2 separate regions of the Homo sapiens genome follow, and region 2 is linked to region 1. A link is a loop called in an ENCODE intact Hi-C map of the cell type or tissue named here. Cell type or tissue: K562. All regions are shown on one strand. Each heading gives the region's core, and the rest is flanking DNA. Links, peaks and the distances in the headings are about the cores only. Region 1 overlaps TMEM164 (transmembrane protein 164). Region 2 holds the start of GUCY2F (guanylate cyclase 2F, retinal).

Evidence for each region. Hi-C counts contacts between places; a loop is a spot of excess contacts. Peaks named below come from ENCODE experiments on the same cell type or tissue, not always from the same donor. Only the 100,000 strongest peaks of a DNase experiment are listed, where the experiment ranks them.
Region 2: it touches region 1 in a loop (4-fold over the local background); 4 of 110 quality-filtered maps call a loop at or near these places.

The regions. Positions count from the first base shown.
Region 1 is chrX:110,157,240-110,166,240 of GRCh38, reverse strand. All of the region lies in intron 5 of TMEM164 (transmembrane protein 164), which reads right to left. Among named protein-coding and RNA genes, the nearest start is that of SNORD96B, 63 kb to the left of the region's middle. RefSeq lists an enhancer at 5,113-5,646. In K562, for the core only: a CTCF peak has its summit at 5,571 (motif pointing left); DNase peaks (open chromatin) are centred at 5,610, 6,790 and 8,590.
Region 2 is chrX:109,480,805-109,489,805 of GRCh38, reverse strand. It overlaps GUCY2F (guanylate cyclase 2F, retinal), which reads left to right and starts at 7,720. Exons shown (of 20, transcript NM_001522.3): 1 at 7,720-7,940. In K562, for the core only: a CTCF peak has its summit at 3,867; a DNase peak (open chromatin) is centred at 3,895.

The DNA.
Region 1 (9,001 bases), core at 717-8,716:
TTGCAGAACCAGAAGGGGTTAGGGTAGGGCCTTGAAGGAAGGAGAGGTTATAGCCTGAGAAAAGCTGTGGAGACATGAAACAGCATGCTGTTTGTGTGCAATTAGAAGGAGTTCTGCGTTACTGGAAAGGAGAGAACTTTGTGAGAAGGGACACATGTCAGGAGATGAAGCTGGAAAAACATGCAGGTGAGGCTGGGTCATGAAGAGCCTTGTTTGCCATGCTGGGAACTTGGCCTTTATCTTATATACAATGAGAAGCCACTAAAAGGTTTTAACAAGGAGAATAAAAAGGTCAAATTTATGTTTCAGCTACCTAGACTGCTCTAGCAGCAATGTGGACAATGGACTGGAGAGGGACAAGACTGATGACAAGTTCAAATGGTACTGCAGTGGCATAGAGGACTTGGCAATTTGTCAGACAGGAAGGAGACATCTAGACTAACTTCCAGGTCTATGGCTTCAGTAACTGAGAGGAGGTAATTTAGAGAAGAGATGAGCTCAGGTTGGAGCATGCCAGCACTGAATGCCTATCCACTACACCAGCAGATGTCTCCAATAGGCTGTTATGTCCAGGTCTAGTGCTCAGGAGAGGGAGATGGCCTGGAAACAGGACTTGGGGTATGGATAAGATCAATGAGAAAGAGTCCACAAAATGTGATAAAAGGCTGAAGGAGGAAGCCTGGAAAATAGCAACAGTTAAGTGGCTAGCAGAAGGAGAAAGATCCATGAGAAGTCAAGAATGAAGACAAAATTAAAGAGGCAATCGTAAAGCTAGGAGAGAGGTGTGCTGGAAGTCAAAAGAACATCAAGTTTCAAGAAGGAAAGGATCAATAATGTTAAGTGCTCTATTACTTGCACCAACCAATAAATAAGGTAGCCACTTGCCACATGTGGCTAATTACATTTAAATGAATTAAAATTAAGCAGAATTAAAACTTTGGTTCCTCAGTCACATCAGCCACATTTCATATACTCAGCAGTCACATGTGCCTGGTGGCCACCATATTGGACAGTGCAGAGATAGAGTATTCCCATCACCACAGAAAATTCCACTGGGAACACACTTCTCTATAGGGGTACAGTAAAGGCAAGCACTTCCACTGGGTTTGGCAACATGCCGATCACTAGTTAGTAATCTTTGCAATAGCCGTTTCAGGAAAGTAGCAATGCAAGAGCTGGATGAGGAAAGATGAAGAGTTCTCTATGTGTACAAGGTAAGGAAGGAAATTCCAGGAAAAGGGAACAGGATAGGCAACAATCACAGATAAATCATTAGCTCAATTCCTATGTTCTCAATCTCTTCTCTGAATGTTCCCTTCACCCTTTTGTTGTTACCCAACCTACCTCTCCTTGCCTGCTTCATCTGTGGCCCTCTAAAGTAGTGACTGATTTTTCTCCTTTGGCCCATGTAGGTAGAGTGAATAACTTCTTTCTTTTCATTGTAGTCCTAGACGAGTGGCCCTCCCTTCTCACTAAAATCCTACCACTACCATACTGTACCACCCGCTATCCTTCCCTTTCACAGTCATCTACAGACATATGGGTCATGGCCCTCATTCCTTTAGTACCTGGCTCACTACCACTCATCAGATTTCTTGTTAATTTCAACATGCATCTAGATGAACCTTCCAGCATCCTGGTCTGTCAGTTCCTCGGCCTCTTGTTCTCAATGACCCTGCTCTCTACCACATCTCAGCCACTCATTATCATGGTCGTGCCTGAGACCTTATAATTATGTATATCTGTAGCCCCTCCCTAATCTCCAAGTCAAGCATTCCCACTTCAACCACCACTTCTACCTTTCCAGCTCACTCCCGATAACCATGACCCCAATACTTCTTTGACCCCACTGGAATCTGTGATCCATTGGTCCTACCATCTTTTTACTGTCCCTCATGGCTCCCTTTTCTGTCCTTAAATTCCATGGCCCATGATTCTAATTATCCCTTGCATACGCCTTTGACTCCATTGTTCTTCTCATTATGGAATGATACTCAGCTGGAAAAAAAACCCAGCCCTGGTTGAATCCAAAGCTCCTCCTCTGCCTTGCTTGTCCCTCACAGCTGAATGTACTAGAGAAAAACAACAGCGCTGACTGTTCTCACTTCAAATTCGTGATCACAAACCTCAAGTGCATCTTTCATGTTGCCAGGCAATCATACTGTATTTCCCCAGTCCATTCACTCTGTCACGCTCCTAGGCCACAAATTAATATTTTCTCTCTTCTCGAATCTTTAATACTTCTATCCCATTTTCACTCTCAGATATTAACCTTGCTTCCCACTTCACAGAGGAAAAAAAGAATCAGACAAAAACTTCCATAAGCTTCCACAATCACATTTACCCATCTATCTGCATCAGTGCCCAGTATGGTCTTCCTTCACTCCCCTGCTCCCTGTCACCACAGATGAACTGCCCTGTGTCCTAGCCAAGGCCAGCATTTCCACTTGCATCCAGATTCCATCCCCTCTCCCCTACTCAACAGCATCACTCCAGTCACTGTTTCGTCATCTTATGTCAACAATTTCTTCCTCTCTACTGGATTAAGTCCATTAGTGTATAAACGGAAAGTACTTTAATAGCTCCCGTTCTAAAACCAACAAGTCAACACTTGACCTCACTTCCCCATCTGGCCACTACCTCACTCCTCTGCTCCCCTTTATAGCTAAATTCCTTGAAATAATTGTCTATGCCAGTGCTGTCCAATGTGGTAGTTACTAGTCACATGCAGCTGGTGGGCACTTGAAATGTGGTTAGTTTGAACTTGAGATGTGCTGTTATTATAAAATGTGCACTGGATTTCAAAGGAAATCCAGGAAAATATCCTGGTAATAATTTTTATATTGATTATATTGGAATGATAAAATACTGGATATACTGGGTTAAGTAAGATCTATTATTAAAATTAATGTCACCTGTTTCTCTTACCTGCTTTTAATGCGACTACTGGAACATTTGAAATTACATATGTGCCTCACATGTTTTTATTGGACAGCACTGGTATACTCCCTACCTAGAATTCCTCTCTCTTACTGTTCTCTCTTAAACTCACTCTTATCAGGCTTCCCTCCCTCCATCAAAACAGCTCCCATTAAGGTCACAAATGACTTTTTCATTGCTAAATCCAATGGCCAATTCTCAGGCCTCATCCTATGTGCCCTGAGGACAAAACAGGGTGAGGCTAGAGGCTGGGAAACCAGTTAGGTGGCTGTTGCAATAAACGAAGTCAGGGATGATCTGACCTGAACTAAAGTTGGAGTAGTGGAAATAAATTTGAGAAATGATCAGAAGGTCAAATTAATAGGATGTGGTCACTGATTGGATGGGGGCAGGGATAGGAATATAGACCAATGATTGGCTTTAGATTTTTGGCCTGGATAACAAATAGGTGATGGTATCACTGAAAAGGATGGGGAACATCAGAGAAGGTACAGGTTTGGGGATAGGGAAGAGAATGACAAGTTTGGTTCCTGACAACAATGTATTCCCATCTTTGGTACTCTTTAAATGAGATACCTCCATTTTTAGCCTTTGTAAGCTGTGGCTGCCTAAAAGATATCTCAGCATGGCACAACCCCAAGATGATCGTGAATATTTGATTCCCCATTCTTAGCCACTGAGTGTAGGCTCAAGTCAGGTTTCCCCTCATCCAGGCATTTGACCAAAAAAACCTATCCTCTATTCTGTTTACTGTACTTGGAAGTGGAGGATGTCCTGGGTTAAGTGTTCACAGGGAAGGTCCATCTTGTCAACCTCCCATCCTAAGAGGCTGGAGAGTCTACCCAGGCCATGCTTCACCCTGGAAGAGCCTAGTTGGGGCTGACTGGCCACCCAGCCTGTGGCTAAGGCAATTTAAAGACCCACCTTCATCCATGAGGATCAGAGAGGCAGCCCCCTGACAGTAGTACACAGGATGAGGGCCCTGAATTGGCAAAGAATCCAACAGGTGGACCTGACCTAGCAGAATATGCACTGAAGTCCAAGGACCCAGGTCCCAGCTTCTACTCTTACCTACTCTTACCAAGCTGCTGTGTGACCTTAGCTGTGTCTCTGCTGAGCTTTACGCAAGGGGGAGCCAACTCTTGGATCATCTGAGGCAACAAGGTTTCAACTCGTTCTGTATCAGAATCCGCTACAGCAGTGGCTTTCAAACTTGAGTGTGGGTCAAAATCAGAATCTCTAGGAGGGCTTCTTAAAATCCAGCTTGCTGGGCCCTACTTCAGAGTTTCTGATTAGAGTTTCTAGTAGATCTAGGGTGAGGCCTGGAATCTGGAATCTGAGAATTTTTATTAATAACAGGTTCCCTGGTTAGGCAGATACTACTATTCCAGGGACCACACTTTGAAAACAACTGTCCTAGGGAAGTTGTGGAAAATGCAGCTTCCTGGGCCCTGCCCCATAGAGTTGAATCCAGGAAGTCTGAGTGGGCCCTGGAATCTCCACTGTAGTAACAAGCGCTTCAGGATGATCCTGATGCTTGGGTCCTCCAACCATATAGGAGAAACACTGACTTAGAGGGAATCCTGGAGCTGGAAGATGAACCAAGAGACCTGGGAAAAGCTGCCAGTGAAGGGGACAGAGTCTGGCCAGGTGTGAGGAGCAGTGTCTCCTGGAAGGTGAGAAAATTAAGGCAGAAAACACTTGACTTAACCATTTGCTCCCACAAAGGACTCCTGAGCACCAATCACTTCTTCCTCAGCAGGGACAATCCAGTGGTCTTCAGAAACTCACCTACCCACCTGTTGCACAAGGCTCAGCCCTTCGCCAATCAGTCAAATCCCTCAGGTCCCCCCTCATCCACTAACCCTTTAGGAGCCTCAGGATTTACCAGAGTTCCTATACTTTCACCTGCCCTTACCTGACCAGTATAGTGGAGCAGGGAAGCCTCATGGAAGAGGGGAACTTCTCTAACATCCTAACACTAGCTAGATGGGAGGGGCAATGGGCTCAATGGTATGGAGGAGAAACAGGAAACTCAGCCTGGATACTGATGTCAGCATGACCTTGGGGCCAGTTTTTGAGCTGCCATTGGCCAAAGTACTTCCGCTTTAACTGGTCCCAGAAAGTAACTAGCACAGGAGGTCCAATCCTCATCCTCCAGAAGATGAGCTGAAAGCCCACTCAAGAGAGAGGTGGCCTGCCTAGAACAAACAACACTGAGGTTCTTAACCCCAGTTTCTTGAAATGTCCTCCAAAAACATCTGAATTGCCTGTATTTCAAAACAGCCTTCTCAGGCAGGCACGGTGGCTCACGCCTGTAATCCCAGCACTTCGGGATTCAAGGCCAGCCTTGGCAACACAGTGAAACCCCACCTCTCCTAAAATTACAACAATTAGCTGGGCATGGTGACGCATGCCTGTAATCCTAGCTATTCAGGAGGCTGAGGCATGAGAATCCCTTGAACCCAGGAGGTGGAGGTTGCAGTGAGCCAAGATCACACCACTACATTCCAGCCTGGGTGACGGAGCAAGACTCTGTCTCAAAACAAAAAAACAAAACAAAACAAAAAAACAACCTTATTACTGGGTGTCAAGCCTGAGGGTCACTGCTCAGCAATTCTGAAACAAGAGCTCCCTCTAGTGAAATAGAAAGGGATTTCCCAGCAGACTTGAAGCAGGCCCTCCACCCCACCCCCTGCACCCCAGCAGCCTGGGGAGACCAAAGGACTCCTTCTCAGAACAGTGTTTGAAATGCATAAAATAAAAGCCAAAGGAATTCAATTATATTAAAACACAGTTACCAAAATATTTTTAAAATTTTGTAATATACTAATTATGTTTCTTTATAAATACATTTAATCACAAGATCTAGCAGCAGGCCTAATAACTACCATCACTTTCAAAGCAGATGAGCATAAACACTATCCTGAGATGGCCGCTACTACTGAAATGTGATAGGAAGCCATCTGTGATTGCTACTGACAACAAAGACACAGGTAGGGCTAATACCACTGGTGCTTGTTGTCTGCGTTCATGTGCTACATTTCTGCTAGAGGTCAGTGAAAATAAAGATGTGACTTCCCCCCATTCAAGTGAATGAACCCCTTAAGATCCTATTTGTGAACCCCAGGTTAAGAACTGCTGCCGAAATGAAAACAAACACAACCAACCAATCGAAACACATCACAAGGATGAAGAGAGGGGAACTCCTGAGTTGTGTCACCAGCTGTAGGCAGGACCAAGCTGTGGGCCTAAAGCTGTGTGGGCACTTTCCTCCAACCACCTTGTGGCTGACTTCCTCCCAACCCATCCCACTAGAACCTCTGGAAGCCCACCACCACCACTGGCCTGGGGTGTTTATGATCAACCAATCTGTCTATACCTGCCACCTTTCCCCAGAATGTCCCTTTCACCTCCTCACCCTAAGGAACCCTGGCTGTCCACTGAGGGTGTGATTTCTTCCACTAACAGCTCTGAGAAGGCTGTTCTTTTTTAATCCTTCTATTCCTGCAGCAATTTTTTGTGGGGGAAGGGAAGTTGAAGATTCCTCTAGCCCTCCATTATTGCTTCTAGACGTTTACTCTTCCCTCGTTCTCTTTCAAGATTCAGTTCCTCCTCTTTGTCACTGTCACCTGTTGTTGGCCTCCAGGTCATTGAATTCACCTCAGATCAGTGTCACTTAGCTTACCACCTTCTTTTATACCTTTTCCTGATGGCATTCTGGGTGATTTTAACATCCATGCAGGCACCTCTTCCAATACCCTAACCTCGTGGCCTCCTGAACCTCCTCAACTCTACAGGTCTACTCCACCGCACTAACCACAACCTGCCTTCTGTCATCACTTTGAACTGCCCCGCCTCTGCTGGGATCATCTGACCACAACCTCCCGACAGTTCAGCTTTCATATCCTTATTCCTACTATGCGCATGCCCCTAGACCTCCTCGTGACCTGTGATCCCTTGATGCTCCTTACCTCCCTCCATAGAATTCCTCCTTGTTCCCCAGCTCTCTTCTAGCCTTTCTTCCACACCAGCTTGGACCCCATGGCCTCGAACTCTGACACCAGCACTCTCAACTCCCTGGTGGGAAGCAGAACTCTTCATCCCCCTCTCCCCACACTTCTATCTATCCCCTCACTAGATCATCCCCAAAGGGTGGCTTACTAAAGGTGAGAACCTAAAAAACTGCTCAAACCACATTTTATTAGATTAGTAGGCAGGGCCACAGTATATTGGCAAGCTGAAACCATACTAATAATAGCAAACAACTTATATACCACCATTACATGACAGGGACTGTTATAAGCACTTTATATATTAATACATTAAGTCATTTAATGCTAATTACAACCACATGAGGAAGTACTGTTATTATTTTTATTTTACAGATGAGAAAACTGAAGCTTGGAGAAGGTAAGGGAACTTGGCCAAAGTCACACAGCTAGTAAGGAGGAGAACCAGTATTTGAAACCAGGTAGTCTAGCTTTGTAATGGGCAGCATGTGTATTTCGTCGTGCACATCTCAGCAGAACCTGTCTCTCTGCATAGCCAGGCCTCTTCACTTTCCTCTCTAGCTTCTCAATGCCTTTGATAGGGTGGAAAGTATGGGGGGGCCTGTGCTACACATCTAGCCACATTATATTCTCTAGGTACAGAGTGGGAAGCTCACCTAGATGTTGAGAACAAAGCTGCAAGCTCTCGCCCAGCACTAAAGATACTGGATGCCTGCTCAGCTAATAATAAAGTGCTGCTCTGTCTCCCATTCTGCTATTGCTCCTTGGGTGACCTGTCCTTGGTCAGAAACCTGAAAGCAATACAGTGCGTTGCAGGATTACCAAAACTCTCCAGAACCCCTCAAACATCCCTCACTTTCTAGATTTTCAACAATACTGACCCTACTTACAAAGCCTCAACATTGGACGGATCCCTCCAGCCAGATGTCCTGCACCTCCACTTAGGCTGCTGAACCCCAAATGGGGTAACCGTACAAACCAGTGCCAGAAAAATCCACGGATTCTTCTTTCAGGAGGGCCCCACAGTGCCAGTCACCAACCTTCTAGAGCTATGTTGTCCAATAGCCACTAACCACATATGGCCATTTAAATTTCAATTCAGGTCAGGCAAAGTTGCTCTCACCTGTAATCCCAGCACTTTGGGAGGCTGAAGTGGGTGGATCATTTGAGGTCAGGAGTTTGAGACCAGCCTGGCCAACATGGTGAAACCCCATCTCTACTAAAAATATAAAAATTAGCCAAGCATGGTGGCATGTGCCTGTAGATCCAGCTACTCAGGAGGCTAAGGCAGGAGAATCGCTTAAACCCGGGAGGTCGAGGTTGCAGTGAGCCAAGATCTCGCCATTGCACTCCAGCCTGGACGGCAGGATGAGACTCCATCTCATCAATCAATCAATCAATCAATCAACCAACCAATCAATTTCAATTCAAATTAATTAACCTTAAAATCGAATGAGAAATCCAACTCTTCAGTCCCCCCAGGCACATTTCAACTGTTCAAAAGCCAAATGTAGCTAGTGGCTACCATGTGGAATAGAACAGATATAGGATATATTCATCATCACAGAGAATTCTATTGGACAGTGTTGAGAGAGTCTAGGCTTATCTCCTTCTTCCATTTCCCACAGCACTTATTTCTCTTGTCATTACCCTTCTCAATCCACCACCAAACCCCTGTCATTCTCAGCAGTTGTCATCAACTTGTAATTCATCCACTCCCCTTTCTCTCTGGTACCTTCAATGTTCCCTGGCTCTACTGGGCTTCAGTTTAGCATTTGAACATGCTCAGCCCTGGGGCAGAGAGAAAGGGAAAAGGAGGTGAAAAGGAGAGAAAGGGAGGGGGAGAAAGGAGGAGGAGAAACACCCTCCCTTGGCTCTGTAACACCCTTAACCCCTCCTTCCTTAATGCCCTTAACTTCTTCCCTGTAATTCCCACTTCTCTGAGGACCTGATTTTACTGTACCTCTTAGATCCAACATGGCTTGGCTAATACCACTTTGGGAAAAATTTCTACTGCCTTAGTTTTCAGGACAACCAGCCTCTCCTTC
Region 2 (9,001 bases), core at 723-8,722, 680 kb after region 1:
TGCACGTGTACCCTAAAACTTAAAGTATAATTAAAAAAAAAAGACACCAATTAAGAAGACTATGTAATTCAAACAAAACAAAACAAAACAAAACAAAGTAGTGGTGAACCTTAGACTTTATGTGGCCCACTATTGAATTATTAATTTCATTTATTGTATTTTTCATTTTCAGAATTTCCATTTGATTCTTTTTTTTATAGATTCTAGTTTTCTGGTGAAATTCTCCACATTGTTCTTCATTTTCTTGAATATTTATAGCCCATGTCATATAACTGCAATAACTTGGTCATTAAGTCTGTTCCTGTTGCCTGCTTTTTTTTTTTTTTCTTCTTGGTGCTGTTTCTTGGTACATTAGTTAATTTTTCACTGAGTGCCAGACTTTGTGCCTAAAAAAGTATATAGACTCTAGATGATCTTATGTGCTCCAGAGCGGATTCACCCTATATTTTGCCAGGCAGCGGAAGGGCAAATTATCTTAATCCTTTCAGCCACTGAGCTGACCTGAGGCTGGTTTGCAGTGTTTGCTAGACTCAACCTATTTCTAGTTTGCTCTATTCCTAGGATATAGCTCTCCAGGGGTCCCAAATGAGAACCAGGGATAGATGTTTCCCAGGGACACATCTCCTTGAGAAGTTCTGAACTCCAATTTTTGCATCTTCAGCTCTGTGAATCTTCCTGAAACTCCGCTCTACTTTTTAGCCACTCTGCAGGGCTTATAATCTTTATAATCTTTTGCCCTGTGCAACTTAATTGGCAATTTCCTGGAGTGGAAAAGTTGTGCTGTGTCAGGTTCACTTTCCTTTGCTGCTTCTCTCTGCAGTTTCATGGCTGTTCAAATCCTGGCTGGCCTTGGCAGACCTTAAACTTCAATTTTTATACTCCGAGTTCTGTGATATTACCTAAAGCTCTGTTGACTTCTCTGCCTCATAGGAGTCACCCTCTACCCAGTTTCTGGACCAAGAATTGAGAAATACCCTAAGGGAAAAACAACATGCAGAAAGTTGGGCTTATTTTCATGAGCTTCCCTTCTTTCTGGGTTCTTACCTCTCAAGGCCTGGCTCTCTGATGCCTTCAAAAAGGAACTTTTTGGGGAGTATTTCACCTGATTTTTCTAGTTGTTTGCAGCAACAGCATTAGTTTGCTACAAGTTGCTCTATCTTAAAACAGAAGTCCCTTGTGTGGTACAATATTTTAATAAGTATTGGGCCTCCAAGAATTTTCTTGTATATTTATTTTATTTATGAGATTCATTACTGGATGAGAAACCGGCTGTTTGCACCACCTCAGATATATAACGTTTAATGATGATAATGATGACAGTGTGTGTACCAGTCAGGGTTCAGGGCAGAAAACAGAAACCACTGTAAGTTTCTTAAGCAGAAGGGAATGCTCTTGCCTCTTTAATTACAAAAATGGAATTATACAGACCATTTCCTTAAATGTATCATGGCATACTTTCAGATCAATAAATGGACAACCTTTCCTTTTTAAAAAAAATTTTAAATTTTTTAGTTTGATTTATAGTATTCCACAGCATGGATGTTCTGTAATGAATGTAACCACCCCCCCATTGGTGGGCATTCAGGTTTTCTCCAGGTTGTTTTCTGCCACTAAAATAACACTGCAATAAATATCTTTGTGAAAACACATGCTAATGCTTTTATTACCGTGCAAGAGACTTTTCCAAGTACAACTGCTAGGTCAAAGTGTATACATATTTTTATATTGTAATATATACAGTTAGATTATGTTCCAAAAAGTTCCTAACAATTTACAGGCAGGAATTTAAAACAGGGTACTGAGTACTTACAAGATTGCTGGAAGGTCTAACGGTCTATTTCACAAGCGTAGTTCCAGAAAAATACAGAACTGAAACTTTAAGGGAATTACTATCTTTGATGTCACCAGTAGAGCTCTGCCAGAATCAAAAACCTGCTCTTTTCTCCTCTGCAGCTGCTGCAGCTGTTTCTGAATACCTACGGATCTAGATGAAGAGCATCCAATAGCTGTGACCCAGTGATTAGAAACCAGATGGGGACGCTGCTGTTGTTGACTTTGGTGGGGGTAGCACATCACTTCCTCTTGAGACCTAGGAAGGTGGAAAATGAGCACTGCAGAAAACCTCATATATACACATAGTTTTTCAGCCCACTTTTAACTGCCAAACTTCATATGAGTGCATCTACTTGGTGACATCTAATCCACATGGCAAATCTTAGGTACAGAAGATTCCGGGGTGTAATGGAAGTGAAGCAAGCCAATCCATAGTATTAGCACAGTTTATAAGCACTATATAGTATTATTAACTACCTGATTCTGCATAAGACTGTGCAAAGACACTAATTTTGGGGAATCCTCTGTCTACCACTGGACCTTAGAAGCAGGGAAAGAGACAAAGAGAAGATTCACAAAGCAGAAAATGCATATGGCTTATAAAATTATGAGAAAATAATTTTTAAATAACTCAATAGTAATAGAAAAATAGACGTTAATACCAAATATCTTTTTCTGGCCTATACAATTGACAAATGTAAATTTGAGACAATCTGCAGCTGGTGACAGGGCAATAAAATGGACACTTTTATTTTATTGACCATTGGTGAGAGCATAAATTGGTCCAAATATTTTGGAAAGTCATTGGACAATACATGTTAAGAACCATTACTGATATTCATACACTCTGACTCAGTAATTTTACTTCTGGGACTCTATCATAAATTAATAATCCTATTATATTGAAAAGAGGTTTATATTTAATGATATGCATTGTAGCATCATTTATAATAGGGAAAATTTGGAAACAACCTAAGTACTAGAGGAATGATTGAGTACATTTTGGAACATATACAAAATTAAATATTCTGTAGCCATAAAATAATGCATAAGTGAAGTGGTAATAATGTTTACCAGATTCTTTTATTTTAATCCATTGAGCACTACAAGGAAAATGCCTAAGACCTATGAACTTCCCAAGGATCTGCCAAAGGGGTTTGAAGCCTGACAAAAGTTATTGGCTTCAAAATATGAAGATAACTGCAAAATTAAAGTCTATAAATGTCTAAGTAAATGTCAAAAAATGTAACTCATCATTTTTATAGATTATTTCATTTTGTGTTCAGAACAATTTTGACACATTGGAAAAATGGTTGGTTAGATTGTATCAGTTGGTAAGAATTCTTTAGTATATATAATCTCTGCTAAGAAGCATAACTGATAATAAATTTCAAAGGCAAAATTTTAAAATCGTCTCAAATTTTTAGCAAAATATATACTTATTTGACATGGGATATGGGGTGTGTACATGTCAAAGTATATGTGATAAAATGTAGAGTGGAGCTTCTAAAAACAAGAGTGCCATGGGATTAGCATGGTCTAAAGAAATGCCATGTTTTGAGCACCCACCGTGTGCGACACTTAATGTACATCATTCTTTTTAATCCCCACAACAGTGCTGGGAAATAGTTCTGTTTATCATAATTTCTTTCATTTGAGGAAACCTAGGGCTTTAGGGAAATTAAGTAATTAACCTCAGGTCACACAGCTAGGGAATATGGTGATGGGGTTTGAAGGCAGGTCAGCTTGACTCCAAATCCTGTGCCCTTAGTGAGAACATAGGTATGTTTCCATGTCAAATTAAAAAAATAAGTTTACAAAATTGTATACCTGGTTTGAGTATAACTTTGGAAAAATACAGGATTCAATAAAAGCAAAAATTTTTTTCTGTTTTTTACTGTTCTGAATTTTCTAACATAGTTTTACAACAATCAGGCAACCCGTATTAATTTCTAAAAAAAATTGATCTTAGAGGAGTTTGATAATAATGTTAAAATATTGACATCTTGCGGCCGCGTGGTGTCATTACAACCTTGGCTTTACTTTCAGTGTGGGAGCTGACTACTAGAGGGCAGCACTGAGGTTTATTCGGGTCACGTTTTCTGGGCTGAATGTGGCAGAAAGCTGGGTCACTTCTCCACTCAAAACTGAAGAAAAGCAAACTCATTTATAATGCCATAAATACACACACATATATGTCAACAAAATAACGTATACTGTAAATATACAGCGTAATACACTTCAATAACTTCTTTGCATCCTGAAGCAGTATAGCAAAGTTATTCAGCGTCAGGCCCAGGAACTATGCTACCTGAATTTGCATCATGGCTCCACCATGTATCAGCTGTGTGACTTTGGCCAGAGCACATAAACTTCCTGTACTTTATTTTTTTTTTCTGTATCTCTAAAGTGAGAATAAGAATTTTCCCTACCTCTTAGGGATGCTGTGAGAAATAAATGAAGTAAGGCTAACAGTGCCAGTTGAAAGGAGATGCTCAAAAATTGGAAATTATCATTTTGCCTGTTGCCCAAAGCTATTCTACTTTTATGAAACAATATATGCCTTGTTGAGTACTATAAGTATTTGTTTAGTACTATAAGCAGACGGAGAATTTTGTTATTACTACTGAATCAGAAAAATAACTTTCTGTCAGGTAGGGTTAGGTGAAAAATCTAAAGGAAGGTCGAGAATCACAGTTCAGAGCCCTCACTGGAATGAAGCAAAATGTGTAAGTTTGCCTAACATCCTTTCTTGTAGTTTTCCTCTCTCATTCTAATTTATCTTTGTCCATCACCTCCCTTGTTCCCCAGGTTCTCACTTCCCCCAGGACAAGGAGCTACTTGTCCAAGCCTTATTCTGGATGATTAACTAGAAGCACACCATTCTGAATCATTTTTATACCTCATGCCCCAGCCCTGCATCTTAGTCTCCAAAGGAATGCAAGGATCCTAGGCTAATATTATGTAAGGCCATTTCCCATGATGTATGTAATTAGGAGTTCCCTGTAGTGTTTAGTAGTAATATATGTATATATAAAATGTAAAAGCGCTACTTTTTTTCTTTGCAACTAATGTTAAGAGGAAAGCTCAATCGATGTGACTGGCTTCACAGTTTTGTGGAGGGAGAGGGTGCTATTTTGGATTCTTTCATTCCATGGCACCTTAGGGAGTAAAGATCATACAGAGAAGATGAAATTTTGTAAATTGTTAGGCTTTGATATTGGAAACATAGACAGGAACTGATACGAGTTCCAACAACATGTAGTAGAATCCGTGAACATTCTGGTGTTGTAAGTCCATGAGAACACTAAGGTCAATACTTAATCATACAGTGTGCTGATGTTTCTGACATAGCAGTTCTAAAAGGTGTATAGGAATAATTCTTAAGTTTGTACTCGTGAATGGATTTGAAGTATCTGTATAATTTTAGATTCATGAGGACCCCAAATGGTTTTAGATTTCTGTTCTAAAATCATCTTTAATTATACTATAACTAAAACTTAGAGATCTAATGGGAATTCTTGAGTGTATGGATAAATCCAATGACCCCCATACTGTGATTAAGAGGCAGTGGTTAAGAGTCCTGACTCTAAAGCTAGAGTACTTATTTTCACAGATGGCTCCACCAGAAACTAGCTGTATGCGCTTGGGCAAATTACTTAATCTCTTTGTGCCTCAGTTTTTCATCTATAAAATGTGGATGATAATAATACCTACCCCATAGGACAGTTGTGATGATCCATTGAGCTAGTATATGTAAAGTCCGTAGAGCAACAAGTGTTTGTGGAACTCTTAATCAAAAGAAGCAAATTCACTTTAGAAATTTTATTTATGTGCTAATTCCCAGCTACTTCTACCTATAAATTTAGAATCTTATGTCTATTCAGGATTTTGGAACATTCCTTGAATGATGGTCCCTTGAACATCCTAGTCCTCATCAGAACCTTCTCATAAAATCCATACTGGGGTTGCTCATGGCACCATGCAGCACTACATAGAGAATGCTAACTGGGGCCCTCACTTGCACCAGTATTTCCATCAGGTCACCTGAAATTCTACAATTAGGGATTGTTTCCTTTGGGTAGTCACGGTGTGTTTCTGGAGACTCTATTAGAGTGCAAGCAGTCTTTGGAGGGATAGCACAAGGGTGCATTAGTGGAATATATCAAGGATAAACGTGAGCTTTCTTGGAGCCAAATAGTCTTGCGTTTAAATTTTCTGGCTCTATTACTTACTAGAATTAGAGTGTCTGAGTTCAAATTCTGTCTCTACTGACCAGTGGCTGTGTGATTTTTGGTAAGTTACTGTAACCTCTCTGGATGTCTGGGAATTCAAATAGTATCTATCTCGTGGGGTCACTGTGAAGATCTAAGGAGACAGGGCTTCCAAAAATGCCTGTCACATCATTGGCACTCAGTAAGTATGATTATTGCCTAATTTATCTCAGTCTTGGCATCCTCATTTACAAAATGGAAAGAATGGGTAATATCCACCTTCATGGTTGTTGTGAACATAAAGATGTACATATAAGTATAATGTACATATAAAATGCCTGTCATACTTAAATAAAAAACTGATAGATAGTAACAAGTGTTGGTAAGAATGTAGGCAAAAAAGAACCCTCATATGTTGCTGGTGGGAATGCCAAATGGTGCATATACTTTGGAAAACAGTTTGCCAATTCAAAAAATGTTAAACATAGAGTTATTATATGACCCAGCAATTCCCTGGGTATATGCCAAAGAGAAATAAAAACAATATGTCCATATAAAAACTTTTACACAAAAGTAATAAAAGCAGTATTCATAATAGCCCAAGGTGGAAACAACCTAAATTTCCATCAACTGATCATGTGGTATACCCAAAAAAGTGGAATATTATTTGGCCACAAAAGAAATGAAGTACTGGTACAGGCTAGAACGTGCATGAACCTTGAAAACGGTTTGTTTTTCAAACAAAGTGTGTTTGGTTTTTTGTTCTTGCGATAGTTTACTGAGAATGATGATTTCCAATTTCATCCATGTCCTTCTTTCATTCAAACAAAGAAGCCACTCGCAAAAGATCACATGTTGTATGATTCCATTTATATGAAATGTTCAGAATAGGAAAATCCATAGAGAAAGTAAATTAGTGGTGGCCTGGGGCTAGGAGGAGGAGAGAAATGGGGAGTGACTTTTAAACAAGAATGGAATTTCTTTGTGGGAATAATGAAAATGTTGCACAAGCTTGTGAATATACTTTAAAAAAACCCTAAATTATATACTTTTGTGGTAGATAAATTATATCTCAATAAAACTATTATTAAAAAACATTTCTCATTTAATATAAGTCATTTTTAGCCCTTAACACCTCAGTTCTCACGTTGGGAATCCAGAACAGGGCCCTGAGTGAATGATGCCCAGGACAGAGAGGGACTTCTTAAGGAAAAGGAATACATCTAAAGTATGGGGAAACAATGTCTCTGTACAAAGGTGTAGAGGGAAGTAGGGAGTCTCTCTTGGGAGGAAAGGCAGTGAAGGCACTTAAGGGGAATAGGAGAAGGAGACAAAATTCACCTGCTTTGAATTTTGCAGGGAGCCAGCCTGGATCACCTTTTATATTCTGGGCTGGAATCACAGCTGATGAATGTTTTGGCATTTAGAACTGTCCTGGAGAAAGGGCGATTGGTGGTTATTAGACAGAATGGAACAAGGAAGAACACAGAGGCAAAATCTGAGAGTTTGTGTCTGACTTTGAAAGGTAAAAGAAGGCAGTAGTCTGTGGAGGACGTATTTATCCAGAGGACTCTATTTGTTTGTTAATCTCTGGGTCATTGCATTTAGGTCAGCACTAACTCTGCTACAGGTGGGATCAATTTAAAGGATTAGAAGTGTCACTCTAAATCCTAATCCAAGTCTTGGTCTGCGGATGCTGAAGAGTGATTTTCAAAACATTTACTAACGCTTTCAATTATTTACCCCATTAATGGAATTTGTCAACAGACTGGAGTCCTTGACAGGATTGTGAATGCATAGAGGATGCAAAGAAATGGACACACTGAGGTAGCTATGCCAGTGGTCTGCATGCGCAGGCAGTAAACTGAAGACATTTGAGCGGTGAATTACTTGGTGAGTAGTTGACAGCTCTTGTTTATAAGAAAGATTGTAATGGGGGGAAAAAAGACACAGCCCACCTGGGAGCTGAGACGCTGATTGAGATACATTAGTTTTACTGCAATATGTAGTAAAAAAAAAAATTTAAAGAATGAAGGAAAGAAGGAAAGAAGGGTTAAAGAGAGCCTTCGAGATACTTTAAGTCAAGATTTGAGCTCAAAGGCTCTCATCCAAGCTTTCGTTTAGTTTCTCTCATGATTCTTTTTTTATTGCTTCCTGATGTTGTCTTATACAAGCTGTTAACTTGATTCAGGCTGTAATTAGAAAGACAAATCAATCTTTCATAGAAGTCCTCGGCTTGACAAGCTGGTATGAGGAGCCATTTCCCTCAGAGCTATTTGTCATAGTCTTTCTTTGTACATGTTTAACGAACGGTGGTTTTCTGTGTGAAGCCAGGCTTCCCATCAGATTGTAAAAACTACCTGAAATGAAATTATGCATCCCTATGCTCTAGCCGCTTTCCATGGAAGTCTGATCCCATGCAGGTGTTCACACCTGAGTAACCTAGGCAATGGCCCCAGAACAACTGTGGGCCAGTAGTATTCTATTTCCAAAATTTCATACCTTCAAACTTTGTTTTAGTTATATCCACATTTCCCATTAACCCCAGGAAAGACTTTAGTGAGCTAATTTTTTTCCTTAAACCAAAATCAGCAGGTGGAGGTTTAGGGCATCCTCCCCCTATCTTGCCCCTTTCTTTCCCTCCCTCCCTCCCTTCCTTCCTTCCTTCCTTCCTTCCTTCCTTCCTTCCTTCCTTCCTTCCTTCCTTCCTTCCTTCTTCTCTCCCTTCATTCCTCCCTCCCCTTCTTTCCTTCCTTCTTTCTCTTCTTCCCTCCTTCCCTCTCCCTTCCTCCCCCTTCCTCTTTTCCTTCCTTCTCTCTTCCTCCCTTCCTTCCTTCCTTCCCTTCTTTTTTTCTTTTTTCTTTTTTAAAGAATAAGTTTCCTTCTGTAAAATCTTGAGTTGGGGGATCAAGACTAAATCCTACAGCAACATAAAACTTTCTGGTTGTCCAGGG